Regions from separate parts of the Mus musculus genome. Here all the other regions are linked to region 4. A link is a loop called in an ENCODE intact Hi-C map of the cell type or tissue named here. Cell type or tissue: left cerebral cortex. All regions are shown on one strand. Region 1 overlaps Gm35041 (a long non-coding RNA gene). Region 2 holds the start of Gphn (gephyrin). Region 3 holds the start of Gm35189 (a long non-coding RNA gene). Region 4 holds the start of Fut8 (fucosyltransferase 8). Region 5 overlaps Gm35240 (a long non-coding RNA gene). Region 6 overlaps Gm35440 (a long non-coding RNA gene). Region 7 has its middle 82 kb from the start of Gm35440.

Region 1 (4,000 bases), 220 kb after region 4:
ATATCCTAAGGATTCAGTAAAGAGCTGGGTTTAGGTTGCAGGAGAATGTGGAATTTTTCTGCAAAGACACTGAAGTTTCCATCTGGGGCAAGAGCAATGAGAGTCTGAGAATTTCCAGGGCTGAAATGCCAAATGTGCATGTTTGCTCAGCAGACAGGGCAGAGGAAAAGATAAAGTGCACTCCAATCGGGCTGTGATGGGCTCCCGTGACAGATCGCCTGTGGAGCAGAGAAGAACACAGCTGAATAAACCAGGGGCTGGGGAGAAATGAATGCAGCAGGAGGATGCTCGGGAGGGCGAGAGAGTGGAGCATTGTGAAGCTGGAACTGAGATCTCATGGCTGCCCAGGTGAGACAGGGCCAGCTCTTCCTGTGGGGCAGTGCTCTGGAAATGCCAGGATGTGGTTGCATTAGGACCACATGGAAAACAACCAAACGGCAAACCACCAACACAATGAGTAGGGAAGCTTATGATTAATAAATGTGTGTTTGAGCCCAAGGATGCTGCTTCTCCCCACCTCCCCGACATCCCTACTCCCTAAAGCTGCCACGGGGCTGTAGCCGCAGGAGAGAAACCTGCTGTGACCAGAAAATGGTTCTTCTACCTAGTTTCTACCTTTCTGTTCCTTCTTTCAGTGTGTGTGTGTGTATGTATGTATGTTTGTGAGTGTATACATGGATGTACAAGTGCATTGCACAGCACAGGTATGAAGGTCAGAGGACAACTTGCAGGAGTCGGGTTTTTCCTTCCACCACGTGGGACCTAGGAATCACACTCAGGTCATTAGGTTTGCCAATGAGTACCTTTCCTGATGAACCAACCATCTCACCAGCCCAGGAAATGGCTCTTTTCTGAGTGATCTTCGCAGGATCTGTCAGCTAGAGACAGCTGATACCTGTCTTCCAGGCATGGGTGAGGCTCTCTGAAAAAGAAAGTTATTATGTAAACAGGCTTGGTAGTGAGTATCTGTCAGTTCAGCCCTTAGGAGCCTGGGGCAGGAAGATCTCCAAGTCAGCCTTCGAAGTGTGGTCGTTCATCCCTCTAATCCTAGCACTTTGGAGGTAGGGGAAGGACTACAGAAAGGAAAGAGAGAGAGATAAACAGACACACAGACAGACAGAGATCTACTGTGTACTATGAAAGGGAAAGTACTGAGGCCAGCTCCATTCATTTTACCAGCAAGGAAAACTGAAGCACAGAGAAACGACTTGACCGAGGTCATGCAGGTGAGGAAGGGGCTAGAAATGACAGCTCAGCCTCTCTCAAACCCTAGTTCTTAGCTCAGTCTTGAGGCAAATCTATCAACAGTGAGGCCATCTCTGTTACAAGAGATTATTTTCTTCCATCAACCCAAAACGACTTAAGTAAGCATGATGCTGTCCTCTTCCCGCCCAGTGGCATGGTTAGTTTCCGTTTCTCCTCTCTAATTCTAAACGTGTCTTCCAAGACTGGCAAAACCTTAGCCGAGAGACAACACCCTCCCTTCACAGAAGCCTCTGTGGAGATTAGCTCTCGGCACCATCATCACTGGGCTACTAGCTTGATCAACAGTATCATTTTGTCGCCCACTACAGTGAAGGCTGAGCAGTAGCGCTCTCTCTGGCTGCTACGCTGGCCCCAGGACTGAATGCTTAGAGCAGGCCAGCTGCTCTGCCCCTGTCAGACACCACAGTCTCCTACAAGCTGCCAAGAACCAGGCACAGGAAGAAAATAAGCAAGTTGGCACTGGCCTGGGGCTGAGTCATAAAGACTTGGAGGGAATCTGAAGGAAGGTGGTTGGCTCACTAGCTTTGGGAGCTAACAGCTGAAGGAACATCACTTCCTGCACTTCCTGCTGACAGAGCGCCAATGGGCCAGGTGATCTTCCGGACCTGGGGGTGAGCCTCAAACTGGCATTTTATTGCTGATTTTAAAAAACTGCCCTTCCTGGCCACTCCACTGCTTTCTATCTTTTGTTTTTAAATTGCGTGCTCTGTGGCACGGGTGATTTTTAACACTGTGAGGAGCACTCTCTAAAGTGCTCAGTAGGGAGCTGGGTTTGCCTCTTCACAGGATGTAGGTGAGGCAAACCAGGTGGGGATAATCCGGCTGCCTCCCTGGTTCCCTCTCAATGCCACTCTGGCCGGCTGACCACCAGTGTGAATCAGAAACTAGTAAGCCGCGGGGTGTGTGTGTGTGTGTGTGTGTGTGTGTGTGTGTGTGTGTGTGTGGATGGCTCAGCGGTTAAGAGCACTGACTGCTCTTCCAGAGGTCCTGAGTTCCATTCCCAGCGACCACATGGTGGCTCACAACCATCAGTGATGGGATCTGATACACTCTTCTGGTGTGTCTGAAGACAACTACAGTGTACTCATAGACATAAAATAAATAAATCTTGAGAGAGAGAGAGAGAGAGAGAGAGAGAGAGAGAGAGAGAGAGAGAGAAAGAAAGAAAGAAAGAAAGAAAGAAAGAAAGAAAGAAAGAAAGAAAGAAAGAAAGAAAGAAAGAAAGAAATTTGTAAGTCAGGGAGTAGGTAGCCAGAGTCCTTGGGAAATACCTCAGTTTTGCTACTGCTGTGGCCAGCCAAGTAGAGCCTGTTAGCATTCCGTCTAAGCTCCACCCCACAGTTACCTGGCAACAGCCAGGTGTGCCTGTGCCTGACTCCCCTCCTCTCTTGTTCTTGACTTCTTGCTCCTGCTCTGTCCTCTTGTCCCTTCCCACTCTCTCTCCACGTGCTGGCCTCTACTTCTCTATTCCTCCTCCTCCTCCTCCTCCTCCTCCTCCTCCTCCTCCTCCTCCTCTTTCTCTCTCTCTCTCTCTCTCTGCCTCTACTACCCCCTTAACCGCCTTCCCTATACCCTGAATAAACTCTATACTATACCCTCATGTGTCTGGTCCCTCAGGGGGAAGGGATGCCTCAGCAAGGGCCCGCCAAGGCACCCCCTTCCCCCCATACCTCACCACACATCCATAGAACATATCCCTCTCTTTATCTTTTTATAAATATGTCAAAGTCAGCTTAAGAATGGTAGAAAAGATGAAGCACCCGAAAATGTTATGTCCTTCATGAAGATTTAGAGAACATATGATCCTTAGTTAGGAGGGTAAAAGTAAGGAAAAATCTAGAATGCCAAAGGCTAAAGGCCACTCAGCAGTTACTAGTGCAGTCAGCATCCATGAGGACAGTCACAGACTACAGGATGCTCCAAAAGGAGCCATGATTTAACCATAAAATATCTCCCACATGCTCACGTGTTTAACCACTTGTACCCCAATGAGTGGCTCTGTTTGGGAAGGTTGTAGAACCTTGTGGAAGGGAAGCCTCCCGGGAGGAAGTGGGCCACTAGGGGTGGGCCTTGTAAGTTTTAGGACCTAGTCGCACTTCCTGTCTACTCTCTGCTTCCTGTTTTACCAAGATATGAGGGGAAGGGGAAGGATCCCAGCTGTGTGTGCTTCCCACCCTGGGACGGCTGGGCCATACCTTCCTCTCCCGGAGAGACTGTGCTCTCACACTCTGGGTTAAAATAGACCCTCTATTTTTAATTTGCTGCCGTTGGATGTTTTGTCACAAGACAAGTTAACTGATACAGAGAGGATGTCCAACTTTTTTTTTTAAATGAGGCCAGCGTTATTTTGATTCCAAAGCCAGACAAGGGTATCACAAGATAAATTACAGGTCAATATCCTTTTGGGATATACATGCAGAAATCCTCAACAGAGCAGCTACCGAATCAAATTCAATAACACATTAAAAGGATTACTCACCATGACCAAGTGAAGCTGAATGCAAGGGTGCTTCAACATTAATAAACAAATCACTGTGATAAATAACATATTAGCAGAGGGAAACTAAGGGTCCCATTACCATCACAAAAGATGGAGGAAATAATTAGACAAAAGTCAGCCTCTTTTCATGAGAAAAGCTCAACAAATTATACATGGATGGAACGTGCCTCAACCCAGAAAGGCTAAGGATGGTAAATCCACAGCTGTGTGTATATATATATATATATATATATA
Region 2 (4,000 bases), 990 kb before region 4:
AATTCTTTAACCCCCGCTTCTCCGTTCAATTACACTTGAACCATGCCAACTACAGAACCTCAGCCGAAACCCCTACAAATAGGTTTGCAATTCATCTTGGAAGTCGTGCCCTGCAGCAACTGTCTATCTCCAAACTCAGGGATATCACCCAAATACAACGCAACGGAATCAGACATGCAGAGCACACACGACTTCCGCGAGGGAGGGAAACGCGACCCGGGAAAAGTGCGCTCCTCACCAGCCTCAGGACCATCCACCGGGGAGTGAGAATGGGAGGGGGGGGGTGTCCCAAAAGGGAGGGGGAGAAAAGAACCCGACAGAGGGAAATCCTTCCTTCTCAAGGGAAAAAAAAAAAAAAAAAAGGCTGGCTCTCCCGGCCACGGGAAGCAGCCGGTCCTCGCGGAGGAGAAGAGGCAGACAGAGAGGGAGGGCCCTGTGCTAGGAAAGGCAGAAGGAAGGCACTTTCCGGGGTCCGGACTAGAGCCTAGCACCCGGCTCCCGGGGGAGGTGAGGAGTGTCCCGTCGTCTGCAGAGGGGACAGCCGGCCGGCGAAGGGGCAGCAGAGGCGGAGCAGAGTTCGCCTGCCGAACCCCGAGTCCTGTCAGGCAGGTGCCATGGGGCCGCCGGGTGGGGGGGGAGGGGAGAAAAGGGGGTGGAGATGGGATTCCCCCCTCTCGGAAGAGCTTTAGTGGAGGAGGCGCCCGGCCAACCCCGAGCAGCGTGCTTCAGACTGCGGAGCAGGAATCCCGCCGCCCGCACCGGCAGCGCGGAGCCCCGCAGCGCCCGCCGCACCGGCCCCTCGGTCCCCGGGGGCCAGAGACTTTGGCTGCTAGGGCTCCGGGGCCTGACACCCCACCGTGCCTGCCCCAGCTCCCCCGGGGAGCACACGGGAACACCCGAATCCTCAGCAGCTCTCAGCGGTTGTAAAATACACCCCCCGGTCCCCCTCCTCAGCCTGCCCTCTTCCCGAGGCCGCAGGGAAGCACCACCGCGGGCGAGAAACCTCCAGCAAGTCGCGGATAGTAGCCGTTGCGGCTCCCCCGGACCTCCTCCCCCCGTTACCTGTGAGGACTCCGACACGGATTTGATGGTCGTGGTTGGTGAGGATCATTCCCTCGGTCGCCATGTTTCCCAGCGCAGTCACCGCACTGACAGGAGCCAGGAGAAGCCGGAGCCCGGAGCGCGCCGGCCGGGAGCGCGCTTGCCTTGGAGAGCGCGAGAGCGAGGGCGCCCGGGGAGCGCGAGGCGAGCGGGAAGGAGGGGGCCGAGCGCCCGGTGGCCTGCGTGGGGTGGGGGGGAGAGGCCGCGCCAGGAGCGCGCGGGTCCGCGGAGGGGGCGGAGTCGGGCCGCGCGACCCCGAGTCCGGCCGGGAGGAAGCGATCCCGGGGTGGGAGTAGCGGCGGCCTCGCGGAAGACAGAGCGCGGAGGCGGCGGGGCAAGGCCGGCGAGACCCAGAGGCTCTGCGGAGTGAGACCCAAGACGCCTGGATGGCAAGAGACTGAGAGGGGGAAAAGGGAGCACACGCTCTGGAGGTTGCGGGGGCGGACTCGGGGACAGGGGCGGAGCTACACCCCGAGGCGTGCAACTCGTGGAGAGTGAGGGGAGGAGTGCGAGCTTGGCTGCGGAGTGCCGGGAGCGGGAAGGAGCCGGCCCAGCCTAGAGTGGGACCCAAGGAACGTTCCTGGGCGCGCGAGTAGCGCGGGATTGGCTGGGCGGACGCGGTGCGGGTGCGCGCGAGGCACGAACGCAGCCTCGGCGGGCCCCAGACAGAAGCAATCCCCCGCCGAGCCGGCAGCCTCGTCAGTTTTCCGCCGCCTCAGGCCGGCCGGCTCTGCCCGCGATGGAGCCACTCCGGACCAGGTGCGGCAGCGAGGTGGGCTCACCTCCTCTGAAGGCACCGGAGAACCTAGAGGTGGCTTAAGGAAGCGGCATGGGTGGCAGAACGGTGGCCGCTGTGACGAGAGTCCCCTCTCGGGCAGAGATAGGTTACCCTGTGCCGCCCCAGCTGTGACCTGCAGTCAATGCTCCCTCTGACTTCGCTTTGGCCCCGCTCGGTGACAGCCTACCACAGACGTCGTAGACGGAGCTTATGTGTCTGCAGCAGGGCACGTGGAGTGGAGATTCCTCTCTCTCTCTCTCTCTCTCTCTCTCTCTCTCTCTCTCTCTCTCTCTCTGTCGTCCCCTAGATGCTGTGACATTTAAGTTTCAGTGTTTCTGGAATATGGAATTACTCTGAAAATGTGGTCATTTAGTTCTGTGTCTTTCATAAAGTGTTATTAGCCACCTCTATTTTGTGTAGGTTTGCTAAATATCCTTTTCTGGCTTAAGTGTGTGTATGTTTTCTCATTTGTTCACCATAGTAAAACCTAAAAGCAAAACAACAACAAAAAAAGTATCAAAACTGTTTAATAATCTGCTCTTAGTCTAAAATCTCAATTATATGGTTATGTGCGGTTTGTATTGTTCCAGTAAGAACATAGCATTACTCATTCTATTCACTAAAGATTCACATTGTGCCTTTATATAAGAGGACAAAGGAAATGATGGGTGGAGTTGAGAAAGGATAAAATAATTCGTTTTTGAAGATATGTATACTAGTATTTCTGGCAGTGGATTAAATTTGTAAGCCAGATCATGAACTCACCTCCCATAATTACTACCAAAGATCCTAGTGGCAAAACAAGTTCTAACTGGTCTCAAAAAGAGGGAGATTGCTGAGAAAGTATGCCCAAATGTGTCACTTATCTCAAACTAAAGATGAAATAAAAATTGTTGATTACATCATAAGCTTTCAAGTCTATTATAGTCTATGTGGTACATGCAAATTCTATATGATTGGGAAAGTTTCTTAGTATTTAGAACTTCTAAACCTGCCCACTAACAGGTTCCTTCAAACTTTAAAGGTTAATAGATTAAATGGGCATGCCCTCCAACTTAGAATAGTTTATAATTTTTTATGGGAAAATAACTAGCACTTTCACAAATCAATAACAGAACACAGGACTTTCTGCATCTATAATAGTAGTAATGGTGAAATTCATTTTCTTTTCTGTACTGTGGCGTGAACTTTGAGCCTCACACACACTAAGCAAGAATTCTACCACTGAACTAAGTCTCTGATTAATTCATTAAAAGGTAGTTGTGTAGGGGGACTATGAAGTCTTAAGATTTCATGGATTACTACATTTTACTAAATATTAGTACTAAGATTACTGAAAAATAATGAAATTATTAGTCAGTTGTAGATGCTTGTTTTCCAGTTATTCAATACATATATTCCTCTCCCAGATTCCATAAGCTATAACAATTAAAATGTATACAAGAAAAACTTTACTGTCCCCAGTTCCCACAATTTTCCTTTCTGTGACTTCCATTTCCATATTATCCATGGTCCAAAAATATTAAATAGAAACTTCAAGTTAGAAAGTATATATATGATAATATTCCATTGTATACATGTGGTATTCTGAAGGATAAAGAAAGTTAAAGTTCCTCAAGGTAAATCATTCCAAAGTTTTGCATGCACACCATTCTTAGTGTAATACAATCACATGTAATCCCATTTGGTCCTGCCTGCACTGAGAATCATTCCCCTGTTCAGCACACCGAACCGAAGCAGCCATCCCTTAGTCACTGAACATTATCTTGGTCATCAGGGCAGTTGTCCCAGTACCAAGTGCTTAGTAGTAGCAATTCAGCTATGCCAAAGAGAAGCTGTAAAATTCGCCCAACAGTGAAAAAGTAAAAGAGCTCTCTGGTGTTACTAATGAGTACAGTGAGAACTAATAAGGAAAGTCTATATAAGATTTGAGACTGTAAAATTTCTAGTATACATTGGGAGTTTTAGAATCAATAGTGGAATTGCCATATTACAGTATATGGCACTATTACACTATAGAAAAATCTCAAAAGTCATTCTAAAATTGAGTATCAAGGAAACTTTTCTGGATACTAGAAGTAAAGTAGCAGTTTCAAACATTAGCACTTTATCTTAGAGGAA
Region 3 (4,000 bases), 190 kb after region 4:
TAGCTACAGCACAGTATGATGGAGTGTGTGCCCCAGGGAGAGATTGCTTAGGAGACAGGAAGCCAGAATGTGGGAAGGAACCTGCCTTGTATTTTCCCTCTAAGCCCTACCTCTGAAAGATTCACCACTCAGAGGGTGGAGCTCCAACACGTAAGCCTTCGAAGAAAATGCTCAAACCACAGCAAGGACAGGATGGTGAGTGCTTGCCCTCAAGTCCTCCTGAGGGAGAAGCAGCTTTTACTGCCTTGAGCAGATGAGGGAGAAGAAAAAGATGGGAAGCCAAAATAATGTTTTAAATTGTATTTGCTGAGTCATGTCTATTCGGCGTGATGAGAAGTCATCTTTCCAATATCAGGGGATACTCTAGAGTCCAGGACGAGAGTGAACTTGCTTCTGAGTCAGAGACTTAAAAGACTTCACTGGAGAGCTTAAGACCAACTCTTTAAACAGACCAGTGCTGGGAGCATCCTTTAGGGTAGTCAGGTGGTCTCCATTGCTCCCCACTCAATTAGAAGAGTATCTGATCTAAAATTAGAAATCAAATTCACTCTGCGCTACAAGACCACGGAGGAAGGTGTTTGTTATTACTTATCATCAGAAATACCAAACGCTACTAAATATCCATTTGCTATGTTAGTGTCTGCCCGGTGATAAATCGCACAGAGAGGTTGGATCGTAGTCATGGATATTTCAGTAAATAGAATGTTTAGAGAGGCCGTCTTAATCTCTGGTCTCTCTGCTCCAAGCACAGCCTGTGTGATACTGGAGCCCAGACTCTGCCAATCATAATTTGGTTTTGCCAGCTGGCTCTGAGGGACATCTTCTCCATGATAAGAATGTGGCAGGCGGAGGAAGGAAGGCCTGGTTCCATCCTGACTGCTTCCTGCAGGATTTCTGCTCCTGCCAGGGTCACCTTAGCCTCTTTTCTTCGCCCTACAGTGAGAGCTGTAGCAGCATTTTATAGTTTTCCCCAGACTTGCAGAATCCACCTCACAGTGTTCCCAGTTCCAAGAAGACCTTGGTCCCATGAACCCCTCTTCAGCTCAGAGAGAGCAGCCACAGCTTCCCGGAGAATGGGAGTTGCATTTTAATAATCCCTCACCCATCCCTATGCCTAGCCTTAAGGGCTGAGGCTTCCTATAGTTCTCCAACTAAGATCTGCAAGATCTTAGAGCGCTAGTGCTCTTTGATGCTTTCTGGGCTAACAGCTTCATTCTTGCCGATATACCTCATGCCCTCTCTATTCAAATACCTGATACTTTCTGCAATCTGATTGGCTCTGACTAAGAGGTTTCTTAATGAAAACTGAAGAACTGGAATGCCTCGGGGGAACTACTTGGGACTGAAGTGAGAAATTAGTGATGCTTGGGGGGGGGGGGATAGGCATGGCCTGCCTGCCTGCCCTCCCTCCTTCCTTTTGCTTTTCTGCGCTAGAGACTGGGCAAGATTTGTAGCACTAAGCCACACACCCACACACCCTAGAACTTGGGTCCCCGATGTGTTTTGAGTCATTGGAGCCCCCAGACAGACAAACAAACAAACAAGCTTCTCTCCAGGAAGAATCACTCAAGTACCTCTAACCCTTGTCCACAAAGTTATACACAGATCTGGGATTTAGGACAGCGGTTCTCAAATTGGGGAGTCAAACGACCCTTTTACAGGGGTGGCCTGAGACCATAGGAAAGCACAAATATTTACCTTATGGTTTATAAAAGTAGCAAAATTACAGTTATGGAGTAGCCACAAAAAAAATTTGATGGTTGGGGGTCACCACAACATGAGAAACTGTTCTAAAGGGTCACCGCGTTATGAAGGTTGAAAACCACTGGTTTAGTGGATACCTAAGGCTAGGTTGTAACTCTGCAGTAAAATGTTGTCTAGGCAGAGTCTGCATTTTGAAGAAAACCCTCCTGGCTCTCAGAGGCTATTGCCCAAGCCTAGGGAAAATCGAACAAAAGTTCTTTTAGCGCCGGGTTGCCAAGTTGCTGTCCTAGATTTTCAGAGTCCTTGAATTTGAGATAAAAATCCTGAGTGTTGACTTGCCAACCATCGGGGTTTGTAGCTGCTCACACATCTGAAGCCTTCAAAACGTGGCTTTTTCAACAAGGACTGCTTTCCTCGTGGGACACAGCCAACAGGAATGAGGTATTTTGAGGCAAAGCCCTGTTTTCTTGCCTCTCCTTCCTACAGGCTCCTGGCTGGCCAGGCCAGCTCCCAACCTCTTCTCTCTGTGTCCTTCAGTACTGCCTAGAGTGTAGACCTGCAGAGAGAAAGAGGCATCGCCACCTCTTGGCCTACACTATTATTGCATGCCCAAGCCCAGAAAGGAAGGAAACAACATTTTAAAGCTGGGTTGTTGTACCCTAGGCTGTTAGCAGGCAGGACAGCTGTGTTTGAGGAGGACACCATCTCTGGGCTTCAAATTTCTCATTTTAAAATCAACACTGTTATCCTTGCTCATCGAGCCACCCTGTTGAATTCTTCGTGTTCAGTGGAGCATACATGGAGGACGGGAGAGCTTCTTCCTCATGAATCCACAGGGTAAGCAACCATCACACACCCCTACAAAGCCATCTTGTTCATCTTCCAGGTAAATATTATTTAGACATCGCTCAAGCCATAGGCTGATGTTTTTGTCTTAATTCAAGATGGCTTTGCTATTTTGTTCATTTACTCTACAAAATGACTCACGCATTTGACACGTTTTTTATTGTTTGCTCGGTGCCAGAAAGTTTTGATGTGAAGGGAACAGCAACCAACCAAACAGATGTCAGTGAGTCTTTCCTCCTGGAGGAGCTGCTCCATGGCAGGAGACGGCACATATATAAAACATGTAGGCCAGATGAACCAGGTCACTCACGGGCAGAGAAAGAAAGGTGCCTCGTTTTCCTTCGCTTTGCTAGAGGGGAGACATTACAGCAGTTTGTCTGCTGGTGGGGGTGGCCCAGGAAAGGGGAAAGAGATGATAAGGACAGAGAGGAGAAAGAAGAGAATTGGTAGGAAGATGCCCTTGAGTGGAGGAGAGGCCCTGGCATCCTGTGCCCCCATGAGCAGAGAGGATGAGTCAGATGTGTTTCTGCGGAGCGCTGGGTGCTGGACTAGGTGTTAGGGATATCGTGATGGGGGGAAAAGGGATGATGTTGCAATTGCCCTGCACGTGCTGTTCTCATTAGGGAAACAGACATAAAATGCAAATTAACCCTGCTGCAAAACACCTGTGTCTTGGATGTGTACTACAGCAGTGGTAGTGGCGGTGTCTTTGAGATATTTCTTTTAAGGCAGCTAGCATTTTGGAAGGTTTGGCAGATAGACTGAGATAGGATCTCATGTAGCCCAGGCTAGTCTCAAATCCACTATTCACCTGAAAATGACCTTGAACTTCAAATCCTCCTGCCTCTACCTCTTGGATTCAGGATTATAGGGATACACAGTCTCAACTAGTTTATACAGCGCTGGGGATGGAAACCAGGGCTACCCGCTGAGCTCCATTTCAGCCTGAGTCTTGATGTATCACAAAGAGAAGTTCATGTGAGGAGCCTTTGGGGGAGGGTTTCAAGTGGAGAGAGCAACAGCATCAAGACCCTGGGGCTGAAAGCATGGCCCTTGCACCAGTGACGCAAAGAGGCTGTAAGCACGGAGCAGTCGGGGAGAGGAGAGTGAGAGGTGAGGTTACAGGTCAGTCATTGATGGCCTTTTTTAAACAGCCAATAAACTTTATGGGCAAATTCATAGATGACTCAAGGCTAGGAAGGAGAGTTCACACTGTTAAATGGCACAAGCAGAACTTTAAAAAACATTCCTGCGGATGGCATGTAGCACATTTCAACACCATGATTTGCCTTTGAACTCAAAGAAAATCAACCGCAAAAGAGCAACATAGGAAGGTCACATGAACCACAGTTCTTACAAGGGAAAAGATGATTCGGGTTTCTGGAAAGTAGAGCCTAGGACATCAGAACAAACAACTTATACACTCCACAGGGCAAGTGTGGGTGGAGGG
Region 4 (4,000 bases):
ATTCCAGCTGTTCAGCTCTTCAACTCAAACAGAATTCTCGATTTATAACAGCAAACTGAAAACCCAAACCTCCAAGCCACCCTCATATGCTTACAGCCTAGTCGTCTCTTGTTCCCTACATTTTCACTCGGCCTGCAATTTCAAATGCTATATATATGTGTGTTAAAATACTGTCGTATTTATAATTAAGACTTCTTATCAGAAGGACAGCAATGTACAGGAGCGTACTATTGTCAGAGACTCCTATGTTGCCTTAAAGAAAAGAAGCATCTTACTTCTTTGCTTCAGTATATAATTTCTCCCCTAAAATACTTTATATATGATATACCCTTTAAAAGAAGTATGCATATTACACAGAACTTTAACCAAGAAAATAAATAAGCACTTAACCCCAGGAAGAACAAGACAACTAAAATAAAACCTTCTTAAGAGTTTCTACGGAGCAAAGGCAAAGTTAAGTCAGTGACTTGTGATAAATTTAACTCTTAAATTGATAAAAACTTCCATTGCATTTGTTCCCTGAAACCTTTAAGTTCGGAGTGATCTACGGGAGGTACGGGAGGATATGGTTTTCCTGGGCTCACCTTCTTGCGTTTTCTTAAAAGTAACGTGCAGAATTAGACACAAGGAAAAACACTACTTTCTTTGCTTTTCTCCAAGGCCTCCACGTTTAAGGCAAAGCGCTAAAAGCTCACCAGGGTGCGAAACCCTAACCATGACAGTGCCATTTAACTTAAGAATTACGTCTCTGAGGATTGCAAAGCCCACATCCAGAGAACAGGTGCTGCTACCGACAAACCACCCCAACTCCAGCAGGACAGACCTCCGCTGAGCTGATATGACTCATTTAACCTTCCCAAATAAGTTGAGACACTCCACAGCCTCCAGCTTGTCATTCGCAGATCAAAGGGAGGGGATACCGAGGCACCCAGGCCATTAACTACCCTGCCTCAGCCACTAGCCAGAACGCATCTTTGTGCAGGTTCACTCTGATTTCCAGCCCCAGAAGCCCACACAGCAAAGCAAAGCAAAGGAACCCACCTTCCCACGGTCTGACCGTGGGGACCCGGCTGCGGGGGCAAGGAGCGGCAGATGCAGAGATTCGCTGAGGGACACCTCCCACCCCGCCCCCATCCCATAGGTCCTGGGATGCCCGACGCCGCGGCGCCCCTCACCCAAGGGGCCAAGGCTACGCCGGGGTGTCCCGGAGGCTCCCTCCCCACTTTTCCCGGGGCCGCTGGCTGAGCAACGGCTGCAGCAGTTGCAGCAACAGGCCCGGTATCGGCGGGAGGACGAAGGAGCGCCCCGAGCCCAGGCTCCACAGAGCCCGCGCCCGCCCCGTCCTGGAGTCCGCGGCGCGCGGGGCCCGGCTCCCTAACGCCCCCTTACCCGAGGCGGGAGCGAGGCGGTCGGCGCCGTCCCCCGTCGCCGCCGCCGCTGCCTCCAGCTGCAGCTGGCCGCGGCGGGAGAGTGGGAGGGGTGCTGGGGTGGAGGATGCTACTCCCGACTGAAGGGAGAGGAAGAAACGGAAACAGGAACCGCGGCCGCCGCTTAACGGAGCCTTCGGCGCCACTGACTGAGGGAAAGCGCAAGGCGGCGCGAGCCAGGCAGCGGCTGACAGCGCGAGACCGAGCGCGAGCCGGGTCCAGGACGCGCGACCCCGAGCAGCGCCGGCCCCATTCCGTGAGGAAAGGGAGGGACGGGTTGGCTGGGAGCCGGGGAGGGGGCGGCGGGGGCCTGGAGCCCAGAGAACCCGGCCACTCGGGTCGGCCCGAGACCACGCGCGCACGCGCCGGAGTGGCTCCGACCGGGAGCGCAGGCGGGGAAGCCGCCGGCCGGCGCGAGCGAGGGAGCGAGCGAGCGAGCGTGCGCGCGCGGAGAGGGGCGCGCGCCCCTCGGCGTCCCAGCCTGCTGGGGGAGGGCGCGCATGCGCCGGCCGCGGCCTCCTCCAGCGACCCTGGCATGTGCACAGGCTCCGCCCCGTCCCCTTCCTCTCTGTGCGGGTGGACAGCGGAGCTGCAGCATCCACCGGGCCACGGCGGGACCCGAGTTCCAGCCGGACAGCGGCCGCGCGCGGGCTCCGGCTTTGGTCTCTACAGGCGAAGGCCGCCTGAGGGTCGGAGGCTGAGGGGAGCAGCGCTCCCCACGCCCTGGCCGGCCTGGCCCACCACCCAGAGGCGCACCCCGCTGGGGCTCAATAGGGCTCTGTACTAGTTTCGGGGTACTCTCTGCTGCTCATCCGCTGAGGCACCAGCACACAGTGCCACCTCGGCTCCGGGCGGTCCGGCTACCCTGCGGGCTCTGTCTTCATCTGAAGAGAAAGAACCCCGCAGAGCCCGAGTTCGAAGCCCGGCCGTTCGCAGCCGCTGCTGCCTCAGCCCTTCGGAGGCGGAAGTTTATTGAGTACAGGAGAGGAGAGGCTTTTCCCTAGGATGCTTCCTACCCGCTCGCACTCGGGGATCCTGACGCCCGCGATGCTGAGCCGAGTGCCGAAGGGCTACCTCCGACAGACCGTCCGGGAGGGCGAGCTGGGCGGGAGGACCCAGCCGCGCAGCCAGGGCACACAAAGTAGTCGCGGGCCGAAGGGGTGCTGCCGGGGCCAATCAGAGCGGGAAAACCAGTGAGTGGAGTGCGAACTGGCCAATCAGAGGGCCGGAAGATGAGCTTCCCGTGCCGAACTCTTCCCTGTAGCCTGGGGACCAGATCCCAAGCCTGAGGACTCAGCCGGGTGACTGAGTAGAAAAGCTGCCCTCAAGACAATTATTCCTCCCAGCACAGATAAATACTAGTAAATACTTTGGAAACGTATCTCTGAGTAAACAGGGCCACCCTTTTATATGCTAGTAATCAAAAAAACACAGAAAAGACATTAAAGAGGTCGTAGCCTGCCAAGAATGCAACCTACCTAATAACTCTCATAAATTCCCAATGTTTATTCTATATCAGGAACTGTGTTTCTAAAATGCAAAGGACAGTGCTTTTTAAAAAGGAAAAAAAAAAAAATGCCTGTGCCTTCAGGAGCTCCGCACCCTGAGAAGCTTTTCCGGACCTGTGACTGGGTTAATGTCTCTTCGAAATAAAGCTCTCTGAGAAAACACCGTGGCTTATTGAAGGTCACACAAAACTCTGGTGAAGTCAGAATTATGATCTAGCCAAAAAGCTTGGGTGTCATCATTCAACAAATCTGTAGTCATTTATTAAATGCGTAGATAACTTCCGTGAGACTCTCAGTTCTCTGTTGCAAATAAGCAAAATTTAGGCTTATACTGTACTTAGATGGATTAAGGGCTAAAATTTCAACAGTCAAAACCCTGAATTATTTTTCCTTTTGTGTGAGTATGTGCATGCTAAGGGTGTGTTTTCTCCTGGGCTACACCCACAGCCTGGAACATTTTTAGGAGTCAGAGGTAAAATGTTTACTTTGAGGCTTCAGCACAGCATTTAAAAAGCACTTTAACAAGGATGTATGGCTTGAATGTATTCAAGGGAAAAAGAGGAACCATTTCTAGTTAATTAACACACGCTACCATTTGCAGTACTTGAAGATCTCTACATTCAAAGTTTTATGTGTGCCTCGAACTCTCTGCTCCTTTAATCTGGCTTTAATTATCTCCTAGGAAATATTAAAACTATAGGAATCAAAGCATCCCACCTACTTTCTATTTAAGAAAAAGCCACTAGAAATATTTGTGAAGAACTTAGTACATCTTTATAGAACAGCATAGTATATAAGAAAGCGCCAAACTGATGACTCTGAAATACAGTGAGAAAGTAGTTCTTCAGCAGTTCAGGTCTCTGCTCAGTGTCACAGTACGCTGCTCTCAAAGATCCTTCAGGCCATGCTCAGGATATAGTTACCATCCCAGAATTAGAAGTATCAGCTAAGCAACTGATATGTGGGAACAAATCTTTTCACATTCAGTTCTAGACCAGTAATGAATTTCTGGAAAATTCAAACAAGAAGTAATACTAACTGAGCTCTTTGAAAACTACAGTCTTA
Region 5 (4,000 bases), 330 kb before region 4:
CCTGCTCCCTGGCCATGGGGCCTGCCTCTACATGAGGCCCCCTACTGGTCCTGCAGGCATAGGACAGGATACTTCAAAAAGGGGTTTTCCAGTCCTTGAAGCACCATCAGGAGAGATTGCAAAATGGGCAGATTCTTATTCCCCTAATCCCTAAATAGGAGGCTCGGGGGACCAAGGACTCCACTTGTCTAGCAAGCCGTCCATTTGAAACTGACAGAGGTGCCCCTGAAGACCACTCTTTATAGAGTAGAATCGAAGTCCAGTTTAGAGGCAGCCTATATCAGTAGTATGAGCCTATACAGATGTTCCTTGAGAGTCCCCTCCTACTGCTTCAGTACACAGAACAGCCAACCAGTCATGATCAATAGAAATGGCTGTGATGTCCTGGCTCCTTGACACCCAGGGCACACAGCAGGCTTGATGGTCTAATAAATCATATAAGTATGAATCCCCTTGCCCCCTTGCCCACAGGACAGAGGACCCAGTAGCAAAAGTTCCTCTCACATTACAGGAGGTAATGACAAGGCTATGAGGGATAAACAGTCAGACTCCTCCCTTCTTGGAGCCCAGAGTAGAGCTCCTGTTGTTATGTGGCCTCCCCTTCCTTATTGCCACCCAACGTAGTCTCTCTTTCCTCTGAATCCCTGAGAAGGGTATGTCTTATTAGCATCCTCTCATTTCCTTTAACACTGTGTCCAACCAGCTAGTCAAGTCTGGGCTCCATTTTAGGCAACACCAGGAATGCCTCCCCATTCCCCTCCCTCTGCTTGCTCTGACCAACATCACCAAGTGCTCACTACCATAAGCACAAGGTAAATACAGTAAAGGTGCCCTTGTTATAGCCATGCTTTTCCTCCCCAATTGGTGTGTGTGTGTGATATTGCCATATTAGAAATTATCCTAAAACAGTGACTTGTAAGAGTACAGTTGAGGGGTATGTCCACGAGTCACTAAGACAATTGTTCTCACCTGGCCTCACTGGTGTCTCTTCGGTCAGCAGGGGATGAGGGGGTAGATGAACTTACACTGACTAGAGCACAGCAGGTAGGAAGGTAACCATCAGGGAAGGATGGCTACTACTCCAAGTAACCTCTGTTCTTCCGACACAGGGTGACTTTCTGCTGGGTCCTGAAGTGCTCAGTTACTGATGGCCAAACTGCGTGTCATTATTCCTGCCATTGTTACTGGTCAGAAGAACATCGGACATTCAAGGGCAGAGTCGTCTCTAAGGGGAGGAAACTGCAAAGACAATATAAAAATAAAATCGGATACAAGAAGAGAATCGAGTCCACTTTAGCCAGCAATTGACCGCAATGTGAAAAGACCTCTAACTATGAAATATTTGTCCTTAAAAGGCATAGGCTCATCTTGTAGTGTATTGCTCCTACAGGGGCAGATAAACAACTGTCATTGTCTGGTGGGGTAGTGAATAAATGAATGACTTTCAGGCCCCCAAACAGGGATTTCAGCATTGCCACTTCATCCTCATCCCTGCATAGCTCAGGACTTCCCCTGGAGCTGCCCAGCCTCCCCTTCATAGAGCCCTGCTGCCGTTTCAGATGTCGACGCAGGGCATCCCCAAGACCAGTGAACTGAGGTCAGCAGGAATGTGGTCCAGGCATTGTAACCTAATGCCAAAAAGATATGAACGGAACCACACAGAGAGCGGTGGCATAACAGAACTCCTCCGGAAGTTGCTGAGCCAGGGGAAAAATACACAGTGGTGTCCTCTTTAAAAACAACTGATACCAGCGAGTGCAACAAGGGAATCGGGGTATAAATATGAACTGTACTTGGGAATATGATCCTTATACCAGCAAGAGAGAGGCAGTCTGCGTGATACAGGCAAGGCCAGTACCTCTGGAGACACTCCCACTCACTCTTCCCGTTTAACTTTCCATCCGAGGACTCTGCATGGTCTCAAATCTGCACTCTCCTGCGTCTCACATTTGAACAATGTCTTCCTCTAGCTCAGTGTAGAACTTGAAATGGTCTGTGTTTCCAATATGCATGGAAACATAAGATGGCTTCATCTGAAAGAAATGGTGACAGGTCTCAGGGACCCTGCAGCCACCAAATCCAGCCCTGTGCTACCTTCTCCTTGCTAATTTGCTCACCAGGGTCCTCCACTCTCAGCCAGTCATCCTGAAATCTGACCTGCAGGCTCTGGTCTCTGTTGGGTGTGCCCTGAGCACCCCAGAGCTTTCCTAGGGCTTGGACAGCTCTGAGGCTGGCGGCTTGTTTGCTTCCAATCTTTAATACCAGCAGAGGGAGCAGCAGAGCTCCCAGCCCTGCTTAGATTCCTCACACCAGTCTCCTGCAAACATTTAGACATCATCCCCTCATCCCCCACATGGCTGTGATCAATTTGTTCATTTCAGATACAAGACTGGAGCTCGAAAAAATAAAATAAAATCCAAATACTAAATAATTAACTCGAGGACATCTTCCAAGAAAAATACAAGAATTCAAAAGAATAATCTTCCACTTGAACGATCCGGGCCTCTATTAATTATAACTTCTTATTCACTGATTAATGATTGCTAGGATGACATTTAGAAAAGAAAGTTGGAGAAGGATAATAAAGGAAAGCTTGTCCTCGTGATGAGATCTAGCCATCCTCCCCAGGGAGTGACAGGACTTCGAGTCAGGGACCTCTAGAGACCAGTCCTAGCAAAGATGGGGAGGACTCACATGGTCCTCCAGGGAGAGGCGGGCAATGACCTAAATTGGCACGTCCCTCCCTGATTTCTGATGTGATTGGCAGTTCTGATAATAGTGGTGACAGGAGCAGGAACAAGTACAGACAACATGGATTTGCAGGGAAGATTTAGTTATTTTCAAATAAATTATCGCTACCAGCTTAGCAGGTCAACACAGAGCTCAATGGTTCTATACTGGGGAGTATCCCTCCCCTTTCTCTCTCTCTCTCTCTCTCTCTCTCTCTCTCTCTGTGTGTGTGTGTGTGTGTGTGTGTGTGTACATGCATTAGTGTATGCATGTTCATGCATTAGTGATGATGATGATGATGAAGTAAAGGGTATGAGAGCAGCAAAGGTGCTCAGGCCACTGACCTCACGTCTCTGGGCTTCTTTGCTTCTATGGAACTATGTAGATACAAAAGGAGCCACCTCTACCAAACCTGAATTGCTGACTGGGAAAATAATTTGCCTCAGTTTGGCTTCAGGGGACTGAGAAAATGAGAGGTGCATGCCCCTTTCCTATCCCAAGAGGTCTTTGTTTGGGGTATCTGGGATCCTTCACCTCAGGAGAGTTTTCTTGGCACTTTAGTTTGGAGCTACAGCCAGAAGTTGCAAGTGCCCAGGAAAAAGCACTTGCCCACCTGGAAGAGTAGGACACCCAGGGAAGACTGGAAGGGAAGAGCTCGTTTCAAAAAGCGGTGGGAGTCTTAAGACCAGAGAGGAAGAGCTGACCATACCTGTGAGTGGTGAGGACTCCCTCACACACAGCACCCAGGATCAGTGGCTTCTCCACCACAATACCACCTGCAGACTGTTAGGAACAAACAGAGTGCCTAGCGACATGTGGCTTCAGCCAAGACCTGACAGGTAACAGAAGCAGTGACCACAAGTTTCCTCCACCGTAGACTTAAAGACACAGTAACAGGCACTCATGCTTCTCATTTCCCCAAGTTCCCAAGATGGGGCGAGGGGAGCCAACTCTCAACCTGTTCTGACTTCTCGCCACTGGAAAGCGGGAGTTTAAAGGCAGATTAAGTTGTTGCTAGAACCATGTCAAAGTGTGCTGGCTCTTTCTGCATGTGCTATTCAATGGATTCGGGGTCCCAGACCTGAGTATACAGGGCAACACAAGCGACACCTGGGGCTCACAGTATTCAGAATTCTGCCCTGCACATTGAGTGAAATCCCACTCTCTTGCGCCCTGCCAGCCTCCATTCTGCCCTTCCCCCCCTCCCTCCTTCCCCTACCTACTTGGGTGGGCCCTAGCTGGGTCTGGGCAGAGGTGTCTAAAGAATCCG
Region 6 (4,000 bases), 540 kb before region 4:
CATCAATGACATTAGGCTGTATCCACGGGATGCATTCCACATTGTGATGGAACATTTTCAGATGTGGAACATGAACCAAGTTGAATTTGACGACAGAATTAAAAACAACCGTTATTATTGGGTTTTAGTCAATTGCTTGGGCCCCAAAATTTGTTTGAAGTTACCTTGCGGCCGTCGCTTGGAATCGGGCTTCTTGCTCGTCTTGGAGTTGGAACAGCACCTGGTCCTGTGGTTGATTCCGCTCACAAATGAATCAGCTACAATGTGATGACGAGGAATGCAGCATGAGAGTCAGAGAAACCAGGAGCGTGTCTGACAGGAAGCGAATATTTGGACATTAAAAAGACTACAGAGCTGTTCACAGTTGTGTGATATAGTTTAAGTGTCTTAATGTGAAAGCTCTCTGGTTAGGAAAAATCCAGCCCACACATCAGCTAATTGTCTTTGGGAAAGTTATTTAATATCTCTAAACCTAAATGGCCTCGTATGGACAGAAGGAGGAGAAAGAGAGACACAAAGGACTTTTAAATGAGATAGTCCATGTACACCAACCACCTTAAATAGGATTATTACCATAGGGTCTATGAACCAAGTCTTACAAATAAGACATTGAATGGGAGATAATTAGTAATTGGAGATTATGTGTAGCTAGATGTTCAGGGTGATTGCTAGTGAATGAAGCCATCTCCATGACAACCATGGTGTGTTTTACTTCACACCCCCTCCCCCTCCCATGGATCACCTAAGGCCCTGTTTTACTTTTTAGCTGCAAGACCCTCTGACCATTCTGAGTGCATTAATAGGATAAACAAAAAAGTTTCTTCTTTTAAAAGTAGCTTTTAGTCATTTCAAGTAATCTATGAAGGCATCCTCTTTAAAAAATCAACATTACAGAGAAGACAGACATCTGTCATTTCTATTCTCATTTTTATTCCAGAGGTAGCTCTCCCTATCAGTTAAATGAGCCTCATGCATTTTGCAATGCATTAAACATGTATGTTACCTTACCTGTAGAGAAACACACTGTGTTGTATGGTTAGGCTTTTTACATATGTCATGATAGCATGTGTCACTCCGTGGCTTCATCGTCTTTGCTCAGTCAGTAGTAGTTTCTGAGTTCTTTACCTGTCAGTACACATAATACATTATTTTAAAGTCTACCTTAAGTGTCTGGGAGCGGGCTGGTGAGATGGCTCAGTGGGTAAGAGCACCCGACTGCTCTTACCGAAGAGTCCAGAGTTCAAATCCCAGCAACCACATGGTGGCTCACAGCCATCTGTAACGAGATCTGACTCCCTCTTCTGGAGTGTCTGAAGGCAGCTACAGTGTACTTACATATAATCAATAAATAAATCTTAAAAAAAAAAAGTGTCTGGGAGCATAGCTCAGTGGCACGGTGGTGGTGTGGCTTGCATAGAGCCCCTGGTGGTGTGGCTTGCATAGAGCCCCTGGTTTCACGCCCTGCACTGCACTAAGCAAACAAAGACGTTGCTCTGTATCTGTGTTTTTGGATGAGCCGATGTACTTAGCCAGCTCCGTTTAGGCGGCCATGTAAGTCACTTCACATTTTAGTAGCTGCTGTCAAGTCACTCTACAAAGCTTGTATCCCTGACAGCAGAATATGGAAATAAGCTGGCTTAGCTTTTGTAGATGTTTTCTAGGGTTTGGGAGTCCATTTTCCTGCTTGACCATGAAACTGAGTACGTTTGCTGTGTATTTATGGGCTATTTGTACTTCTTTGTCTGTGAACTGGCATTTTGTATCTTTGCAATATTTTCCTATTAGATTTTTTCATTTCTTTTTATTAAAGAGATTCTTTATATATTCTAGATACTGATCCTATATTGAAAGCATTTTGCCCCTTTGTCTCTTAAGTTTTTATGTTTTTTTTTTCAGCCATAAAGATGTTCTTGGTGTTAACATAGTCCAATTTATTAGTCTTATATACCCTAGGGATTTTTGCACATTGTTTAGAAATCTCTATTATGACAAATCGGGGGGGGGTGTCTTCCTCAATTCTATGGTTTCTTTGTGCATCTTGGTTATTAAGGACTGAGGTGTTCTAGGCAAAAAAAAAAAAAAAAGGTCGCACACACATTTCAGGTGTCTCAACAACCCAGCTGTGACTGCCACCTTGACAGGTCAGAACTGGCCCGGCCCTCCAGGCACGCGCGATCCCAGAAGTGTCCAGCAGAGGGCGCTGTCTGAGCAGGTCTGCCAGTCTCCACTAGGGCCCCGGAAGGATTCTGTCTCACCAAAGAGAACATTTTAACTGCTCAGAAATTAGTAAATTCCAGTGAGAGAGGCTGTAGCTGAGCCAGGAAAAAGACCAGGAGCAAAGTCTGTTTCTCTGTGTACTCCACAGTGGGAAGTGAATCGGGCCAAGGGGAAAGTGTCCTGGCGGCCTCTGTGTTTTCATGGCAGCCGAGAGCGCGCAGATCAAAGCGCTCCAGCATCACAGAAGGTTTTCTCCAAGGGAAGCTTCCATGTCTGTTTAAGTCTGGTCCACACTCCTGAGATGAAAGCTCCAGTTTTACAGAGGAAATGCTATTTACTGGACAAACAACAGGCGGGATGGAGACATGTAATCCCCAAATTTAGTCTGATTTCATCAATAATTCAAAATCCTGGCTCCTTTTGCATGAGGGGTGGGGCAAAAAGAGGCCAGTGGCCAGAGGCACAGCTGACTTCAGAAGGGAAGTCCAGGAATTACCAAACAATTCGCTTCAGTACAGCTCCCTTCCAGCCTCGCCAGCGCCGCCGTGTACTGAGCTAACAGGGCTGGTTTCGTTGGCTTGTTTAGTATTGTTGATGTGGGTTCAACTGCATCATGGAACCAGAGGAGCATTGACAATGAAGCCCATAGATCAGCATAAATATATTGATCCAAATGAATGTACGATTCTGAACAAGCCTCTGTGTTCACGGGTGGGTTTTTCCTGCTTGCCACTCAGAAACTTTGAGCCTTCCTCTGCACCTAGCTGTGTGGCTGGCTCAGGAAGGCTTGGTGAGAGAGTGTGGCTCCTTTGTCTTTCAGAATCAGGGAAGCACTGGGCCACCTGAATACACAGCCCTTTTCCCCACAGATGCCTGGGAGTGTTAGAGATTTTCAGATGGGCGAGGGTTTCCATAACCCCTTTTGCCTTCCATTAACACTGCTTAGAAACAGCCCCTGCATTAATTATCTTCAGCCATTTCTTTTGAGCATACTCTTTGATCTCTGCCCCAACCTTGACTAACACAGAAACCTAGATCCATCTTAATTCCTCGTGCTTAAAACAGGTCAAATGTAGTCAATGTTTACTGTAGGTTTGGACTTCATCGTCGACACAAATAATTTGTTAAGTCCAATAGTGGCTGCTGTCTCCATGCCTTTTCCAGACACAGATCAAGACAATGTAAATATGCCTTTAAAAACCCTGCTGGGGAGGGACAGGGTATATAGCTGGGCTGGGAGAGCTTGTGTCCAGTATGTTTGATCCCTGGCATTGCTCTCGTCCCCCATCCCCACGTCCCCAATGCCATCTAGATACATCTTCTGCCATTCTCTACCATTGGTTTATCAGAGCCCCTTCCCCCAGGCTCACAGAAATGTCTCATTTGCTGTAAATAGTCTCCAATTCAGTCATAAACTTTGAAAGCAAGAACCTGGAAGCTGAAAGGATCAGAGGACCCAATTTGGAGGCCCATGATGGTCTGACTGATTCATTAAGGGAAGGCTGTAGGTAGTTGCCAGAGACGTAAATTGCATTTATATGCTGCCCTCCCCTTCAGGGAGGGGATTGCTGTCTTGTAAGCTAAACAGGCAATAAACTGCCACTCTAAGTAGGTAAAGCCATTTAGTCTTCATCTCTCCGGCAGATATACATGACGAAGTGAGGTGCTCCACCAGCCCCCTTCTCCTCACCTTCCACCTGCAAGCTGCAAGCCTAAACAAAGCAACAAAACCCAGAAATGGTGACAGGAGAGAGACCCCAGTCTATATATAGGGTAACCCCCA
Region 7 (4,000 bases), 430 kb before region 4:
TTCTACAGACACATAAGCCCCAAAGTCAATAAGAGAATCACAGAAAGCCATAGAGAGACAGGTAAAATGCTTGAACAGACACATCCCATGACAGACTATCTAAACAGTATACAAGTTTAGAAATAAGTATTTAATGTTGGCATATCAGAGAAATGATGATTAAATGACAAACACGAAGTGTCCTACCCCTATCTGATCACAGACTGTTGATACTACTGGGTGTGGGGTTACCAGAAGTCTAAATTCATTTATTTTGGTCACAATTTGTCAGTACCTCAAGTGGTGTGTGGTGTGTGTGTGTGTGTGTGTGTGTGTGTGTGTGTGTGTGTTTCCATGACCCTATAACAGCACTACTAGATCTGCCTCCATGTGAATTCAAAGACTAAACTACATTGTTGAGAATACCATTATTCACAAGAACCAGACTAGAAGCTGCCCAAAAGTCCATCAGTGGTAGACTAGCTACACAATGATATAGTCAGGCAGTTGAATACTGCACAATAATGAAAAATGAATAAACCATACTTGCTCTTACCAATAGAATGTTAAACAAAAGAAGGCAGGCACAAAGGAGTCCATGCTATGGGATTATTCTCCCACAAAGCCACAAAGCTCAAACTTGGTCAATAAGAGCAATGGCTGCCATGGCTAAAGGACTCCTGGTGTGTCCTGTGTCATTTACATTCTGTTTCCTGGTTTGAGTGATGGCTATGAGAGTGTGTTTTGTTTATGAGTATTCTTTGAGTCTATATTTATGTTTTAGAATGTGTTTATGTTCCAATCATATATGAAATTCATATATACATATTCGTTTATGTGTATTCATTTTAAAATTTCAATAAGAACTCCTAATTCTGAGCCTGCTTCTGCTCTTGTCCTATAAAACATGCAATTTGGGAAGTTTTCTCAGTGGAAGAAGGTTTCTCTCTTTTTAAAATCACCTCGTCACATGTCCTGTTTGGATAGATATTTTTTCCTCTTTTCTCTTCTATTTTATTTACTTCTAAATTTAGCTCTTTGCTCTTAGAAGGTCTGATCAGAGGGAAGCTTCAAGACTGACACCATGTTGGAAGCCCAGGTCTACGTAGGAAGGCTGCTGGCTCTCATGACATTTTAAAAATTAGATTGCAATAGCAAGAAGCTGTGCTTAAAGCCAGATGCTGTTGAATGCACCTTTAATCCCAGCACTGATGAAATGGATACAGTACGATATTGAGATCCAGGCCAGCCTGGGCTACATAGTGAGACATTGTCTATAGACACAAAAACAAAACAAAGCACTGTTAAATCCCAGAAGTCTCTTGGGATGTTGATGCTTATTGTTGCCAGCACAGCAGGGACACAGTCACATCTTAGACAGAAACAGCAATGATGAGGAGCTGAAGTCAAAATTAAAATTAGAGCTAGTGTGTGTGTGTGTACGTGGTGGTGGTGGGGGGTATATCTTATCTTAACATTAGGCCTCAATTGTTTCTCTGTGGGCTGATCAGGGATCCCACAGGGACAGAAGAAGATGAGGTGACCAACCAGGGATAGCAGGGAAGCGGGAGCCAGGTGGAGAGAGATGGCACCTGGTGATTAATCACAGCCCAGGGAGTCTGGTGGTACCCAGTACCACTCACCAGCTTCCAGGGTTTAGTTTCCTCTGTGATTCCTAAAGCCTGCTTTGATAGTTTAAAAATCACATTTTGTTTTTTCCAGGGGGAGTTTTTTGTTTTTTTTAACTCCTTAAGCAAACATTGATTTATCTCCTCCTTCCTGGAGTTGTGCTGCTGACTAAAACAACTCTCTCTCTCTCTCTCTCTCTCTCTCTCTGTGTGTGTGTGTGTGTGTGTGTGTGTGTGTGTGTGTGTGTGTAAGAAGAGGTTTTGGGGTTCGTGCAGCTGCAGACAGGAAGGGAAAGCAAAGAGAGGAGACCTACCTTCCCCCCACCCCCCACCCCCGTTTATAACATCACAATCTGGAGCTCAAATTGTACAAACAGAGACAGTGGCATCATGCACAGAAAAAAAGGCACTGGGTACTCTGAACTTTGGACATCTAATTTTTGATTATCCAAGTCAGTAAACCCTGTCAAGGTCAAAACACAAGACCTCGAAGGTATGAGAGCATTTCACTCCTGCTAGCAGACCTCCTCCAGCCTAGGAGACCAGGAGTTTCAGCGTCTGGAGATCCAAGACCTGGGAAATTCCTGAGAGAAAAGAGACCAAGGAGCCAGACTGGGGTACAAATCCTCTGAGGGGGCTCTTGAAGCACTGCGGCCCACAGCCGAGCTTCCTTCCGCAAGGCTGTCAGAGCCCTGCAGAGGGCGCATGTGAGCAGCTTGGAGACTTAGACCTGCGTGTGCAGAAAGCTGAACTGGTCCCTCCTATTCTCTTTGGAAAGGCTGGTGAGAGTCCCAAGCCTCCTCTCAACTCTTTAAGTAGTTAAAAAGCATCCTTTATTCTGGCTCTTGTTGGCAGAGTGATGTGTAAGGACTGGAGAAAAGAAGAGTAGACCCGCCTCGAGCTATCCTGGAAGCTGTTAGGTTGCTGTCACCATGCTGTCAGGGATCCCACTTGTCACTTGGCATTCAGAGACCCTCAGTGGTTACTCTCAGCCTGTGGACAGAGTGTTGTAGTGGGCTCCAATTCACAAGATGACGAGGAGCCACTGGCACCTTCACATAGCCAGAAGGACAAAAATAGGCTTCAAAATCAAATTCCAGGGCTGGGGGCGGGGGTGGGGTGGGGTGAATTAACTGCTCATAGCGCTTACTGCACAAGCAGGAGAACCCGTTTGAATCCCCAGAACCCAGGTAAAAAGCCAGGAGAGGTTGTATTGTCACATGTAACCCCAGTGCTATAGGGAACAGAGACCGGAGATCAGTGGGGTTTACTGGCTGCCACACCTAATTCCAGATTCAGTGAGAGGCCCTATCTCAAGGGAGTAAAAGTCAGACACCTGACATCGTCCTCTGCACACCACATGCATACACACCAAAGTCGGGTTCCATAACAATGGGATAAGAACTGAGAACGGAAACTCCTGAGAAGAAGCTGTGTCTGCAGAGACTGGCTGACTGGTTAGAATTTCAGTACTGTACAGAGACTGCAGTGTGACAGGTCAGGTTGGGGGTGGGGGTGGGGGGCTAATTACCTTCTCTGAGGCTAGTTCTAGCCCTCTGGATCCATCATTCCTTGCCCTTTTATTGTGTCAGAACTAGCATCTTTTGGTTAATAGATTAAAAATCTTTTGGAATCTACTAACTTAGCAAACCATTAGCTTCCACCAACCCAAAAGCTACCGATGCCATCAGAGAACATCTCAAACCTACAGAAAAGCGAGTCACCAATCACCTCTCTGGTTATACCCACTTTCTTTGCTCAGTAAAACTATAAAACTTCATGAAACCGCTTCCACGTTAGGACATAGAATTTGGAGCTAACCTAAATCTGTGTTCTCATGGCCCCTCAAAATAGCTCCAGAATAAACTGCCCCTTGTTTCCTTTAAGGTAAGAGTGTGCTTTTTACCTCAACAGAACGACGAGGGGGTTCTATTACAAAGTACCTGTATGGCTTTAGGCAAATCATTTCACAAACTCAAGTCTGTGGGCCTCTCAGGAAGCTGAATAGGGGACAACAGCTATGAAGCTTGGCAGGAGAGTAGGTGCTCCGTTATTGGCGCCTCTCCCACGCACATAATTGTTCAATACGCGTCTTTGAGAGAGAAGCGGCAAAATGCTGTGTCATCACTTGACTGTTTGATCTGCATAAGTGCTACTCAAAGAAAAGCTGAGCTAGTCTCTGTGTAAGGAGTGAGGCTGGGGAGGCCAGCAGGAAGGGGGCTCTCCTGGGTTCTCTGTTGAATTAATAAGCTGGGTAATTTTCAATTGAGAGAAAACATCTGGGTCTTGGAGTGTAAGGAGCTTGATAACTCAAGAAGAGAAGAGCATCCAAGTGGGAAGAAGCGAGCAAAAAGTCCAACTGAGGTTCTACAGGGTGCTCCCAGTTAGATGTC

What was found. A loop is a pair of places that touch in the nucleus more often than their neighbours do. Peaks named below come from ENCODE experiments on the same cell type or tissue, not always from the same donor. Only the 100,000 strongest peaks of a DNase experiment are listed, where the experiment ranks them.
Region 1: it touches region 4 in a loop (6-fold over the local background); 7 of 42 quality-filtered maps call a loop at or near these places.
Region 2: it touches region 4 in a loop (4-fold over the local background); 4 of 42 quality-filtered maps call a loop at or near these places.
Region 3: it touches region 4 in a loop (4-fold over the local background); 20 of 42 quality-filtered maps call a loop at or near these places.
Region 5: a loop joins it to region 4, with 10 times the contacts of the local background. A loop is called at or near these places in 22 of 42 quality-filtered maps.
Region 6: it touches region 4 in a loop (2.6-fold over the local background); 16 of 42 quality-filtered maps call a loop at or near these places.
Region 7: it touches region 4 in a loop (8-fold over the local background); 25 of 42 quality-filtered maps call a loop at or near these places.

What each region holds. Positions count from the first base shown.
Region 1 is chr12:77,017,957-77,021,956 of GRCm38, reverse strand. It overlaps Gm35041 (a long non-coding RNA gene), which reads right to left. Exons shown (of 3, transcript XR_381701.1): 2 at 804-922; 3 at 1-218. Among named protein-coding and RNA genes, the nearest start is that of Gm35189, 35 kb to the left of the region's middle. In left cerebral cortex, a CTCF peak has its summit at 1,600; a DNase peak (open chromatin) is centred at 1,703; H3K4me3 peaks cover 197 bases; H3K27ac peaks cover 264 bases.
Region 2 is chr12:78,223,904-78,227,903 of GRCm38, reverse strand. It overlaps Gphn (gephyrin), which reads right to left and starts at 1,249. Exons shown (of 23, transcript NM_145965.2): 1 at 1,063-1,249. The coding sequence starts at 1,126. In left cerebral cortex, a CTCF peak has its summit at 1,897; DNase peaks (open chromatin) are centred at 121, 546, 1,229 and 1,633; H3K4me3 peaks cover 2,515 bases; H3K27ac peaks cover 2,148 bases.
Region 3 is chr12:77,051,214-77,055,213 of GRCm38, reverse strand. Gm35189 (a long non-coding RNA gene) reads left to right here and starts at 137. Exons shown (of 5, transcript XR_872836.1): 1 at 137-195. In left cerebral cortex, a CTCF peak has its summit at 2,289 (motif pointing left); a DNase peak (open chromatin) is centred at 2,160; H3K27ac peaks cover 492 bases.
Region 4 is chr12:77,236,643-77,240,642 of GRCm38, reverse strand. It overlaps Fut8 (fucosyltransferase 8), which reads right to left and starts at 2,539. Exons shown (of 12, transcript NM_016893.5): 1 at 2,444-2,539. It overlaps 9530018F02Rik (a long non-coding RNA gene), which reads left to right and starts at 1,417. Exons shown (of 1, transcript XR_003950200.1): 1 at 1,417-4,000. In left cerebral cortex, a CTCF peak has its summit at 1,588; DNase peaks (open chromatin) are centred at 908, 1,628, 1,876, 2,609 and 1 more place; H3K4me3 peaks cover 3,120 bases; H3K27ac peaks cover 2,724 bases.
Region 5 is chr12:77,566,737-77,570,736 of GRCm38, reverse strand. It overlaps Gm35240 (a long non-coding RNA gene), which reads right to left. Exons shown (of 4, transcript XR_381707.3): 2 at 1,026-1,239. Among named protein-coding and RNA genes, the nearest start is that of Gm35240, 15 kb to the right of the region's middle. In left cerebral cortex, CTCF peaks have their summits at 62 (motif pointing left) and 2,272 (motif pointing right); a DNase peak (open chromatin) is centred at 2,285.
Region 6 is chr12:77,779,772-77,783,771 of GRCm38, reverse strand. It overlaps Gm35440 (a long non-coding RNA gene), which reads right to left. Exons shown (of 4, transcript XR_381711.3): 2 at 1,009-1,125; 3 at 165-257. Among named protein-coding and RNA genes, the nearest start is that of Gm35488, 31 kb to the left of the region's middle. In left cerebral cortex, a CTCF peak has its summit at 2,208 (motif pointing right); a DNase peak (open chromatin) is centred at 2,232; H3K4me3 peaks cover 305 bases; H3K27ac peaks cover 409 bases.
Region 7 is chr12:77,666,320-77,670,319 of GRCm38, reverse strand. No RefSeq gene overlaps it. Among named protein-coding and RNA genes, the nearest start is that of Gm35440, 82 kb to the left of the region's middle. In left cerebral cortex, a CTCF peak has its summit at 2,307 (motif pointing right); DNase peaks (open chromatin) are centred at 2,315 and 3,795.